3 separate regions of the Mus musculus genome follow, and all the other regions are linked to region 3. The links are chromatin loops, found by intact Hi-C in ENCODE. Cell type or tissue: left cerebral cortex. All regions are shown on one strand.

Region 1 (2,500 bases), 53 kb before region 3:
GATAAACCTTATCTCCAAAATAAATAAATAAATAAATACCCCCCCCCCAAGCAAAAAACAAAAAGAACACTGTATGAGAACTGGAGAGATGGCTCAGCAGTTAAGAGGACTGAGTGTTCTTCCAGGGGACCCTATTTCAATTCTCAGCACCCAGCTGGCAGCTCACAAACATCTGTAACTTCAGTTCCAGGGAATCCAATGCTCTCTTCTAGCTTCTGTAAGCATTACATATGTGTAGCATATATATATATATATATATATATATGAAGACAAAACACCCATGCAGATAATGCAACAACAACAGGGTATATGGTATGGCACTGGACACATACATACACACCTTCTCTACAAAACCATGAGGTCCTGGTGGTTTGGCTCTGAGTCAGGTGAGCTCAAAGGACAGCTTTAAGTCCCCCTCCAGCCCTCACAACATCCTTCTCCACATCAAACTCCCGGTCAGGACCCTGCAGGCTCTCAGTGGCTTGAGCAAAGAAATAGACTTAGGCATTGTCTGGTGCAGCCTGTCTTCCTGGAGCCAGGACAATGGTACCTGAGCATCTGTCAGAGAGTCTGCGGCAGGGTTTCCAGGTCTAAGGTAGCCACTGGGAAATGCCAGCTGGGTAGCTGGTTGAGATGGAGGTGACCTCTAACTTCACAGTGTCCTCAAGGGGCCCCATCAAACCAATTTGCAACAAATAGAGCTGAGACTATAGTTCCATTGGCAGAGCATTTGTCTAGCACTCAGGACACTTTATGGTTGATTCTCAACACCACAGAAACAGGCATGGTGGTGCAGGTCTGTGATGTCAGCACTCAGATGGTGGAGGCAGCAGAAGCAGAAGTTTAAAGTCATCCTTAGCTGCATACCCTGGGATAGAGACTCTGTAGAAAGTGCGGCCAGGGAGGAAGGCATGAAGTAAAAAAGAAAAGAGAGAAAGAAGAAAAAGATATTGTGTAACTCCTCCCCCATTTGAACTTCATGGTCAGGTTTTCCAGAACAAAGAGTCCCTCGGGAGCCTTCTGTTTCCACACACCGAGGATGACATTTTGGTGAGCCTTACTGAGCTACAGCCAATGAGACAGCCTTCAGGGTGCCGGAAGACGAAAATGTATTGCTGAGTATGAAAACCTGCCTCGTCATAGCCAAGGGTTGTCAGTGGGATGACCTTCCATGAGAATACACCACATTGAAACGGGGCTGTGCCAGGACCAGATTGGAGTGGGGCAAGGAGGTGGTCACAGAACTCTCTGTAGGAGCCCAGCCATATGCGATCACGCCACATAGTGGGGACCGAAAACATCCCACTGTGTGAGGCACTGAGCCTCTGCATTCGGGGGACAGACGTGAGCTCAATGTGTTGGACCAGGGCTCAGGAGACAGGCGTTGTGACTACAGGGAGGAGGAGGGTTGCCTGCATGGGGTTGCGCACTAACTGGGAAGGCAGCCTCAGAAAAACAGCTCTCTGGGAGGGCTTGGACAGAAGTTTGAACAGAAGAAAAAACTCATTTCCGGTAGAGGTAGAAAGGGCTGAACTCAGGAGTCATGAGAGCATCTGACCACCAGGGGGCACTGTTGGAACTAGACCTGAGATCAAGCCCTGCTCCCGAGCTGGAAACTTCCACAGCAGCAGTAAGTCTCTGCTCACCAAGGAACCAGAGGCAGGAGCTTGGCTGCTAAGATCTCAGACAGGAAGGAGCCCGTAGCTCGGTGGCTTCATCCAGAGCCAGGGCAAGCTTCTGGCCCTCCTGCTGGAGGGCTTGGTGCCTTGGGGGAGATGACTCTCACAGAAGTGTGGCCCCCAACTCCCTCTCTCTGTGTCTCCAGAGATGGCCCAGGACCCTAACAAACATTTCTGGTTCCTACAACTGTTTAAGCCTGCTTAGTCCTTGAAGAGATTTTTGGATGCCTACAGGAGAAAGGTCCCATCATGACAGACTGCACGCAGTCAGCCCCTCATGAAAAGAGAAGTGGGCTCCTCTCCCATCTTCAATAGAAATTTTATCTAGTACCTATCTTGACCTGACAGCATTCACTAGGGGTTAATGTCGCTGCCTGGAGGTGGCAGAGGGTGAGAGGACGCTCTGGTCCCCAGGCTCTGGCTTGGGTGACTTTGGATGAAAGCAGAGGTGTCAAAGGGCACAGTGGGAGGGAGGGTCCCTCAGGTCACCTTTGCTCTTTAAAACAAAACAAAACAAAACAAAACAAAACAAAAACCTAAGAATTTACTTGGTGTGTGTGTGTGCATGTGTGGGTGGGGCGCATGTGTGTGTGTATGTGCAAGTGTGTGTGTGTATGCATGCATTGTGGAGGTATATATGTGTTGGGGTGGCATGTGTGTAGGTACATGTATGTGGGGGGTGCATGTGTGTGTGTGTGTGCAGGTGCATGTGGGGGGGTGCATGTGTGCCTAGAGATGCGTGTGTGTGCAAGTGTGTGTGTGTATGCATGCATTGTGGAGGTATATGTGTGTTGGGGTGGCATGTGTGTAGGTACATGTAT
Region 2 (2,500 bases), 110 kb after region 3:
GCCCAGGGCCGGGAGGGACAGGAGCTGATAAAAGCCACAGCACCAAGGGACCATGTGGCCTTCACCTGGATATGTGAGCCAGAGCGAGATGGGGCCTTGGGGCCAAGGTTTGGGAGGAAGGAAATATCAACCGTTTCCTGGCAAGGACGTGTTTCCATGGAGCGTGGGATGAAGCCATATGAGCAGATGCAAGGGTGGGTCAGAGCCACGGTTCCAAGATACCCTCCCAACTCCTGAGAGCAGAGACACATGAAAGCTTTGTAATCGGGCTTTGGTGGGGGAAGGAGCTGCCTATAACTCAGTGGCATACAAAGCTTTTGTGATTGAGCGATTGATGGTGGCCTGTCTTATAAACTGACATCCAGGCTCTGCCTCTCAGCTTTTGCTCCTACCCAGTGGGGTGTAGTCAGGGGAGTGAGCTCAGAGACAGGCTGCAGGCCTCATGGAGGCTTCTCAGCCACACACAGGTCCCCTCATGACGTGATGCCAGTTCCTAGGTGTGGGTGGAACCAGGACCAGCTGGGGATCAGTATCTTACAGCTCACAGAGGCCTGACAGTGGGGAAACAGAAATCTAAAGAAGTTAGGTTTCCCTGTGCGTATCTGGTAGGGAAGCTTTGCGACCCAGAAAGCTTGGAGCCAGCCTTCCCCCGTGGGAAGTTCATCTCATCTCCTGTCCCTGTCCGACCTCATCTATGTGTGAATGACTGCACGCTCGGTGGGATTCACGTCTGGCTCCTTGTATGGAAGGCGGGCAGCTGGGTCCTCTGAGCTTGCTGTCAGTGCAGAGCACGGAGGGAAGGGACGTGGTGGGGAGCGTCTGTGTGGGAAACGTCTTCCGTGTATCGCTATTGGGAAATGGTGTGGGTGGGGCTCATCCCTGAACACAGTGCATTCTCTTAAGTGTACACTAAATACCACGGCTGTGGAACTCATGGGTGGCCAGGTACTGCTCTGCGTGCCCCTGGGGTCCTGGAAACTGTCTTATCAAATCTAAAGCAGGTGTCAAAAAAGTATCCAGCATTATACTTCTCACTGACACCAGGATTGTTTAAGGTTTCCTACTGTGTGCAATGCATCCTGGGACAGTCCCTGCCTCCTCAGATTCCATCAGATCCTTGTGGGTGAGGATGAAGCAAATTCATGTTTTCTCTGGGACAAAATGAGGGGGAAATGGGAAAATTGCTAGATTGTTGTTCCATGAGTAATCTCTGACTCCTTCCCCAGTGCCTCGGTGGCTACACCAGAGTGAGTCAGGGCCCACCCTGCACCTGCACTTTGAGCTGCTGCAGCTTCCAGGAGCTGACTGTCGGCCACCCCATCCACCTGCACGACACTCAGGCACACGGGCGTTGGTTATGTCCTATGCCTTCCTGATAACCTCAGCCTAGGCACTGCGCCTACCCAGAACGGAACAAGATATGCCAGCCGGCAGGAGCCCAGAGAGTGGGCCCTTCAGGGTGCTGCAGGCAAGTAAGCACTCTCCAGTCATGGGATGGATTAATTCACTTATTTAGACACAATCCCGTGTAATCCAGGCTGTCCTCAAACTTGGTGAATAGCCAAGGATAACCTTGAACTTGTGATCCTGCTGTCTCCACCTCCCAAGTGCTAGGATTATATGTGTGCACCACCCACCATCCTCAGCCCAAGTCCCTGATTCTGAGCTATGGGTACAAGCCAGGAAGGGAGGGGTAGGAGGAGTCTAGGGACAACACTCAGGTGACCTTGACATTACACCTGTCGTCCAGGTTAGAGGTCCAGCCATGGACCTGGGTCTGTGCTCATGTTTCTCTCTTTTTCCCTCTTTCCCTTTCTCTCCCTCCCTCCTTTTCTCTCTCCTATTTCGCCTCCCCTCCTTCCCCCTTCCTGTCTCCTCTCCTCTTTTCCTTTCTCTGTTTCTCAAATGCACATATGTATGTGACTCTTGCCTGAATGTATGTATGTGCATCACATATGTGTTTATTATGTGCTTGGTATGCACAGAGGTCAGAAGAAGGTGTCGGTTCCCCTGTACCGGAGTCGTGAGCCACCACGTGGGTGTTGAGAATTTAACCCAGATTCTGCGTAAGAGCAACAAGTGCTCTTAACCACTGAACCAACTTTCCAGACCCTGCCCTCATTTTCTCTGAGGCCTGCTGAGGGACAGCTGGGAGCAGTGTTTCAAATGTGCCTGTGCTGATTTCATTTGCTGTGGTCAGAAGAGATGTGCTCTAGATGAGCTGAGAACAGTTAAGAGCTAGAGCTTTTACTGGGTGATGTCAGGGTCTGTGAGGAAGCTGAGGTCAGTGACAGTGAATCAGTATATACATATAGGTGACGGTGGATCAGTATATGCATGCAGGTAACAGTGGATCAGTATATGCCTCCAGGTGACAGTGGAACACTATATGCCTCCAGGTGACAGTGGATCAGTATATACATGCAGGTAACAGTGGATCAGTATATACCTGCAGGTGACAGTGGATCAGTATATGCCTGCAGGTGACAGTGGATCAGTA
Region 3 (2,500 bases):
GGGAGACACAGGCAATGCCCAACCCTGAGGCAATGGCCCAGAACAGCTGCTGGCACAAGGCCTGCAGGAGGCCTGAGTTAAATGGTGAACAGTGAACACAGTAAGTTTTCTCACCTAAAGTAAAAACAGGCCACGATCCCCGGGCAAGCTTTCTTCCTCCAGACTCTTGTCCCTGTCATGTACCTTTGGCTCTTTTTTTTTAACCCTCTTTCCAAGGTATCCATAAGTCACAGGATGTAACAGGGGCTTTCTGAATCATTATTTCAAGCATCCCATTTGAACCTCATTTATTGGAGATGGCTCAGCAGTTAAGAGTGCTTACTACTTTAACAGAGGACCAGGGTTTGGCTCCCAGCACCCACAGGGCAGCTCACAAGCACCTGTAACTCCAGTTCTAGGGAACCCCACAGTCTTCTGGCCTCTGAGGGCTTCTGCACACACTGTGCACATAAACTCAGGAAGGCAGACACATACACACAAAAAAGCCTTTCACACATGGAAACCTACGTGGGCACAGTACAGAAGTCACATATAAATTAAAATCCAAACACCAAAACCTCAGCGCTTTCTTTGGCCATGTCAACTAAATGCAAATACCAGAACAGAGATAGGCCAATTAAGTCAGAGGGAAAAATTCGATTGTGAAAGGGGAGCAGGGTGCACACATGCAAACACAACACACACACACATACACACACACTCTATACAGTAAGACTTGGACTCGTTTGCTTAGTATTTTATGTGCCAAAGAGACAGAAAGAAATTCCTAACCTCGGAACCAGCTTTGAAATGGTCCCTCAAATCGCAACTATTAAATGGCACAAACTTTTAGCTCACAGTTGCCATTTCTGCCCTTAAGACAGGAGGATCGAGACCCGTCCGGGCTACAACTCAAAACCCTCCCTGTCTCGAGAAAGAAAGCGGGTGTAAATATGTTTGGGGTTGTTTTAAGTGACAACAGCGGAGAGGTACAACTAACAGGCTCAAAGCCTGCGCCGTTCGGAGGCTGTGCCTGCTCGGTGAAATGTTATCAGCCAAGTGTTTTCGGTTTAGATTTGTAAGCAGGGCCGCTGGGTTGCAGCGTGGCGAGGCTGTCAGGTTCCCACTTCTTAATGTCAGAGCGTTTTCAGCCTGGACACCCCTGCCACCTTCCATCCCACGTCCCTGACACCCGCCGGAGCCTCTGGGAACCACCGGGCCTCAGCGTCCGGCCAACTCAGCGGCGATCTGCCGGGTGCCCTCACCTTCATGAACTCGTCCTTATCGAAGCACAGCGTGTCCGGCCCCGTAGGCAGGTTCATCCTGCGTTTCTCCATCACGCCGGCCGCCGCCCCTCAAGGCCAAGACCGCAGGGGACGCGGCAGCCCAGCCCACCCCCAGCGTCCCAGCTCCACTTCCGCTTCCGCCAGTATGGCAGCAGCGAGCGACAGCCAATAGACGAGCGTCGCGGGCGGCTGCGCACTGTTGGTGATAAGAGCGGCGCCCTCGAGCCGGAAGCTCCCAGCCTGGCGCTACTGCCTCCGGGAGTCGAGCGTGGTACTGCAGCCTCACGCATGCACCGAGGCAGCTGGCCTGGGAGAAAAGTCAAGAACCAGGACAGCCTTGTTCTTTTCTCCTGGTGAGGAGAGAAAACGTCACTGCCCTTAAAGATGGTCAGAGGAAAGTGATCCCTTTGTATTTCAGTTTAGACCAAACAGGACACCATCCCTCTAACTGAATGTTGGGGTAAAATTCAGAGACCCTATCGCCTGAGCATGTGCTGGATAGGCTGGACTGCAGCCGATGTCCCTAACATGTTGGTTTGTGTGTAGCAAAGAAGTCTTGCTTTCTTGTTAATATTTTATTCTTATTACCAAATCTTTCACCCTCACAAGTTTAGGCAACGTGAACTCGCCATACGCTGACCATGCTCTAGTAACCCCCAGCCTGTCTCCAGGTCCTCTTTACCCAGGCTACCACCACCATCATAGCTGTCATGGGAAGATATTGTTAGAACACTTCACCAACACCTTATTTAGCGATTCCTCCTGTAAAAGATCAAACAAAGCCCTTCTTGCCAACTCAAAGTATTATCCTCGAACCTAACAAAGCGAACAGTTCTCTGCTGTTATTATTAGTCTGAGAGATGTGGCATTCAGCCTCTCGCTATAATTTCAGAGTGGCAAATTGGAGGTACCAAGGGAGGGACCCGAGGTGCTCGCCAAGAGAGAAACAAAGACTCCTGGGAAACCTGCCTGATTCCTAGAAGCTTGGGGCTAGAACTTGCTGTTCCCTTCTGATATTTTCCTCCATCCTTTATCAAAGAACCTGACTGTGTTCAGCCTAGTGTGCTAACCCTGGAATTGCTGCAAAGATTCAGTGGTGTACTGGCTGGCTTTGCGTGTCAAATTGACACAAGCTAGAGTCATCAGAGAGAAGAGAGTCTCAGCTGAGGAAATGCCTCCATGAGATCCAGCTGTAAGGCATTTTCTCAATTAGTGCTCTGTGAGGGAGGACCCAG

The links. Peaks named below come from ENCODE experiments on the same cell type or tissue, not always from the same donor. Only the 100,000 strongest peaks of a DNase experiment are listed, where the experiment ranks them.
Region 1: it touches region 3 in a loop (2.2-fold over the local background); 5 of 42 quality-filtered maps call a loop at or near these places.
Region 2: a loop joins it to region 3, with 1.9 times the contacts of the local background. A loop is called at or near these places in 6 of 42 quality-filtered maps.

The regions. Positions count from the first base shown.
Region 1 is chr8:124,572,736-124,575,235 of GRCm38, reverse strand. No RefSeq gene overlaps it. Among named protein-coding and RNA genes, the nearest start is that of Capn9, 2.1 kb to the left of the region's middle. In left cerebral cortex, a CTCF peak has its summit at 1,539 (motif pointing right); a DNase peak (open chromatin) is centred at 1,578; H3K27ac peaks cover 523 bases.
Region 2 is chr8:124,411,374-124,413,873 of GRCm38, reverse strand. The region is part of intron 1 of Pgbd5 (piggyBac transposable element derived 5); the gene reads left to right. Among named protein-coding and RNA genes, the nearest start is that of Pgbd5, 21 kb to the left of the region's middle. In left cerebral cortex, no CTCF peak of the experiment used is centred here; DNase peaks (open chromatin) are centred at 230, 454, 754 and 1,134; H3K27ac peaks cover 1,569 bases.
Region 3 is chr8:124,519,696-124,522,195 of GRCm38, reverse strand. Cog2 (component of oligomeric golgi complex 2) reads right to left here and starts at 1,429. Exons shown (of 18, transcript NM_029746.3): 1 at 1,245-1,429. The coding sequence starts at 1,316. In left cerebral cortex, a CTCF peak has its summit at 1,519; a DNase peak (open chromatin) is centred at 1,459; H3K4me3 peaks cover 1,516 bases; H3K27ac peaks cover 1,070 bases.